Regions from separate parts of the Homo sapiens genome. Here region 2 is linked to region 1. Evidence: read pairs that join two places in POLR2A ChIA-PET (ENCODE). Cell type or tissue: A673. All regions are shown on one strand.

What was found. ChIA-PET counts read pairs that join two places held together with the same protein. Peaks named below come from ENCODE experiments on the same cell type or tissue, not always from the same donor. Only the 100,000 strongest peaks of a DNase experiment are listed, where the experiment ranks them.
Region 2: POLR2A ChIA-PET joins it to region 1 with 10 read pairs; 1 of 35 experiments calls an interaction of 5 or more read pairs at or near these places.

Annotation. Positions count from the first base shown.
Region 1 is chr19:2,033,673-2,036,172 of GRCh38, reverse strand. LOC107985278 (a long non-coding RNA gene) reads left to right here and starts at 1,292. Exons shown (of 4, transcript XR_001753845.2): 1 at 1,292-1,422. RefSeq lists an enhancer at 35-535. In A673, no CTCF peak of the experiment used is centred here; a DNase peak (open chromatin) is centred at 1,062.
Region 2 is chr19:1,724,418-1,726,917 of GRCh38, reverse strand. No RefSeq gene overlaps it. Among named protein-coding and RNA genes, the nearest start is that of ONECUT3, 28 kb to the left of the region's middle. RefSeq lists a silencer at 1,107-1,206 and an enhancer at 969-1,468. In A673, no CTCF peak of the experiment used is centred here; a DNase peak (open chromatin) is centred at 1,187; H3K4me3 peaks cover 920 bases; H3K27me3 peaks cover 1,014 bases.

The DNA of each region.
Region 1 (2,500 bases):
TGGTCTTGAACTCCCGGCCTCAGGTAATCTGCCCACCTCGGCCCCTCAAAGTGCTGAGATTACAGGCGTGAGCCACCGCACCAAGTCAATTTTTTGTATTTTTAGTAGAGACAGGGTTTTGTTATGTTGGCCAGGCTGTTCTCGAACTCCTGGCCTCAAGTAATCCAGCTGCCTTGGCCTCCCAGCGTGCTGGGATTACAGGCGTGAGCCACCACACCCAGTCAGGGCTCAGCTGCGAGCTCTTCACCAGGGCCAGCGCCTGCAGGGAGCCTCCCCGTGTGGCTTGGGCTTCCTCACAACATGGCAGCTGTGTTCCCAAGCTCGGGCTCCAGTAAGCAGGGTTCCAAGCAAACAAAGCAGAAGCTGCCAGGCTGACCTGCTGAGAAGCCAGGCAGCGCCACCCCCGCCACCTTCTCTGGTTTCACAGAAGACGCGAGGCCCGCCCAGGTTCAAGGGAAGGGGAAGGGTCTCCTCCTGGGAGAGGGTGAGAGACGTTGTTGCCGCTGCCTTGGGACTGTGCAACCTAACAAGTCCTAGTAATTGTAACCTTCTGCACATGGCCGGCCCCTGCCTGCTTTAGGGTTCACCCCCCTCAGCCATTATTAAGTTTTTGTTGCAGGCAGGACGCTGTGCTGGGGCTGGTGGCAGAGAAGATGAGCTGGACGGCCAAGGGCTGACCTCAGATCCTGGAGTTGGGTGTAGACCAGGAAGGGCTTCCTGGAGGCGGGAGCGGAAGGAGGACAGCGAAGCCTAGTGGTTAAGGAGGCCAGCCTGGGCTGAAATCCCAGCTGTATCCAGGCTACTGTGTGCCTCAGTTTCCGGATTCATCAAGCGGGAGCCAAGGGCAGCCAGGTGAGCTACAGGCTGGTAGCGCAGTGCAGGGACAAAACCCAGCAAGAAAGAAACCGATGACGTCGCCTGAGGGGGCGGGACTTGAGGCCTGGAGGGGGCGAGGCTTGGCGTCTGGGGGTGGGGCTTATTATATGGGGCGGAGCCTTGGACTTGGTGGGCGGAGCTTGGAATCTGAAGGGTTAGGGCCTCGTCTGGGGCGAAGTTTGGGGCCTGGAGGGGCGAGGCTTGGGGGAGGTTCCCAGACGGGGCGGGGCTTGTGTATTGGGTGAGGTTTGAGGCCTGGAAGGCAGAGACTTATGGCCTGGGGGGCGGAGCTTTTGCCTGGAGGGAGCGGGGCTTATGAACTGGAGGTGGGGGTGAGGCTTGTGTCTGGGGCCAGGTTTGGGCCTGGAAAGGCGGGGCTTGCGGTCTGGAGGGGCGGGGTTTGGGCCTGGAGGGGGCTGGAGGCAAGAGAGATGGCGCTCGGGACGGAAGGGTTCCCTGCCCTGCCCCAGGAGCCTGCATGGGAGAAGGCGTGAGGAGGTGAAGGAAGCTTATGGTACCTGCACACCGACAGGCTGGAGCGCGAGAGTAAGCACCGTGTGGGGACACACCCGACCACGGCCGGGGAGGGGGCGGCACCCCAAAGGCAACAGGGAACCCAGGCAGCATTTTATTTTTTCAGATAACAGCTTTACTGTGATAAAACTCAGCACCTGGCCGGGTGCGGTGGCTCACTCACGTAATCCCAGCCCTTTGCGAGGCCGAGGCGGGAGGATCACCTGAGGTCAGGAGTTTGAGACCAGCCTGGCCAACATGGTGAAACCCCATCTCCACTAAAAATACAAAATTAGCCGGGCGTGGTGGCAGTTGCCTGTAATCCCAGCTGCTAGGGAGGCTGAGGCAGGAGGATCGCTTGAGCCCAGGAGGCTGAGGTTGCAGTGAGCCGAGATTGCACCACCGTACTCCAGCCTGGGCAACACAGCGAGACTCTTTCTAAAAAACAAAACAAAACAAAACAAAAAAACCTCAGCACCGCTGTTCACCCACTGCGTCTAAAATTCAATGGTTTTAGCACACGCAAAGTTGTGCAGCCTTCGCCTCTAATCCAATTCTGCAACATTCTCATCACCCGGAACAGCAAGCCCGCCCCACCGGCAGTCACTGCCTTTCCCCACCTCCCCAGCCCCCGGTGGTCACTAGTGCACTCTCTGTCTCTGGGGATTTGCCTGTTCTGGACTTTTCATGTGAATGGCCCCGGGGGTGGTGGATTCCAGCTGGGCCTAGAGGAGGAAGGGTCCGGGGAGACCCAGGTGGAGCAGAGACCACGGCCATGGCCAGGACGGGCCCAGCCCTGCAGGGCTAACTGCTGGGGGAGGTGAAGGGTGGGCCGGGCACCGGGGGTCTGTCACCCCCTGCAGGGCACTTCGTGGCTACCCCACAGTCCCGACTGAACCCCATGACCCATGAAGTCCTTCTAGCCCTGTTCTGCAGCTGCAGTGGGAGGGAGGGGCTCAGGGTCCTCCGTTAGCTTCCCCCACAGCCTCAAGGCACAGACTGGAAATCGAGGTTCCGAGCTGTCCCCTGGAAAAGGGGCTATGGGGCTGGCAAGATGACTGCCAACCTGGGCCTCAGTTTCCCCATCTGGAAAACAGAGGGCTGGGCCAGA
Region 2 (2,500 bases), 310 kb after region 1:
TTTAGTAGAGACGGGGTTTCTCCAAGTCGGCCAGGCTGGTCTGGAACTCCTGACCTCAAGGAATCCACTGCCTTGACCTCCCAAAGTGCTGGGATTACAGGCGTGAGCCACCGCGCCTGGCCCCTTCCTATTACTATTTTGAAATTTCATCTTTTTAATTTTAGATTCAGGAGTACATATGCGGGTTTGTTCCATGGGTATATGGTGTGATGCTGAGGTTTGGGATATGACCGATCCCGTCGTCATCCAGGTGCTAAGCATGGTACCCAGGAGTTTCTCAGCCCCTGTCCCCCACCTTCCCCGATTTAGAAGTCCTCAGGGTCTATTATTCCCATCCTCGTGTCCATGAGTACCCAATGTTTAGCCTCCACTGATAAGCGAGAACATGGGTACTTGGTTTTCTGTTTCTGCTTTCATTCGCTTAGGATAATGGCCTCCAGCTGCACGTATGTTGCTGTAAAGGACACGATTTCGTCCTTTTTCGTGGCTGTTCAACATCGCATTTCAATTTAAGGAACGGTCCCTCCTTATGGGGTGGTGGGTTCCAGGCTGCGACGGTGTGGGACCCAGCAACGCGGGAAGATGTTTTAGCTTTGCTTGGAGGGTGCAGATGTCAGCACGGCGTGGCAGAGAGAGTCTGAAGCCCTCGAGCCACACTCTCTGGGCTCCAGGCCCCTTGCACCTCATAAACCCTTTGCGCCTTGGGTAATCCCCGGGCCCTCGTGAGCCTCAATTTTCCTGTCTAGGGAATGGAGAGCAGCCCGCCCAGGGAGATGGCCGGGGCGGCGGTCAGGGGGTCCGTGCATGTCCGGGAGGAAGGTCCTGGCCGCCCCTGCCCCCACCCAGCCGTACCCTCGCCCCCCGCCGCTGGAACCGTGCGTCCCCAAGATAAGAGACGGGTCAATAAAGTTTTCTTCCAAGATGGTCCAGCTCTCTCCATCCTCTCGGGCCCCCTCCCCGCGCCGGGAAAGGTCAGATGCGAGGCGGCATCGACCCGCGCCCGGAGCCAGGCCCCCGGCCACGCCGAGCCCGCGCTGACCAAGTGACCACGCGCGGCCGGGGCCCGGGCCGCCGCCAGCCAATGGGAGCGCGCCGGGCAGAGGTTGCCGGGCAACGAGCCGGGGGGGCGGGGTCGGGCGGGTGCGGGGAGGCCCGAGCGCGGCCGATCGATCCCGCGGCCCCGCGCATGCGCCCCCGCGCGGCCCGGAGGGGGCTCGGCCGGCGCCCAGCTGTCATCGATCGCCGCGGCCCCAGGCACTGAATAAGCTCAGGAAGGGCTTCCGGGAAGGGCCCGGTGCTCCCGCCCCGCCCCATCTCTCCGTAATAGTAATGGCAGCAATAGCGTCGGCAGCATCGCCTCCCGCCTGCGGGACCGCGCCGCGGAGCCTCCCCCAGCACCCAGGCCAGGGCTTCATCGGGGTCCGCTGTATCCTGGAGGTGGCCGCAGGGGCCCCACAGTCGGGATTCCAATCCCGTTCCCACCACCCGCTACCTCGGGGCGGGGGGAGGCTGTGATCCCAGCGCTGTGGGAGTCCGAGGCGGGAGGATCGCTTGAGGCCTGGAGTTAAGAGACCAGTCCGGACAACATAGCGAGACCCACCCCACCCATATCTACAAAAATTTGCCAGGCGTGGTGGTGCCTTTGGTCCCAATGATTTGGGAGGCTGAAGCAGGAGGATTATTTGAGGCCAGGAGTTGGAGACCAGCCTGGGCAACATAGCGAGACTCCGATCTCTACAAAAAAATACAAAAATTAGCCAGGTGTGGTGGTGCCTTTTGTCCCAATTATTTGGGAGGCTGAGGTAGGAGGGTCACTTGAGCCCAGGAGGTCAAGGCTGCAGTGAGCTGATATCGCACCACTGCACTCCAGCCTGGGTGACAGAATGAGACCCTGTCTCTAAAAACAAAACAAAAAACCCCACAGATGTATTTTTCTACAGTCTAGAGGCCTGAAATTTGAAATCAAGGTGTGGGCAGGGCCATACTCCCTCCTAAAGCTCTAGGAGGCCGGGCGCCATCGCTCTTGCCTATAAAAACAGCACTTTGGGAGGCTGAGGTCGGAGGATCACTTGAGGCCAGGAGTTTGCGACCAACCTGAGCAACATGGCGAGATCTCATCTCTACAAAAATAAAAATTAGAAAAATAGCCAGAGTGGTGAGTTCCTGTGGTCCCATTACTTTTTCTTTTCTTTCTTTCTTTTCTTTTTTTTTTTTTTTTGAGATGGAGTTTCGCTCTTGTTGCCCAGGCTGGAGTACAATGGCACCATCTTGGCTCACTGCAACCTCCACCTACTGGATTCAAGCAATTCTCCTGCCTCAGCCTCCCAAGTAGCTGGGATTGTAGGCATGCACCACCACACCTGGTTAATTTTGTATTTTTAGTAGAGATGGGGTTTCACCATGTTGGTCAGGCTGGTCTTGAACTCCTGACCTCAGGTGATCCGCCCACCTCGGCCTCTCAAAGTGTTGGGATTACAGGCATGAGCTACCTGCCTGGCCA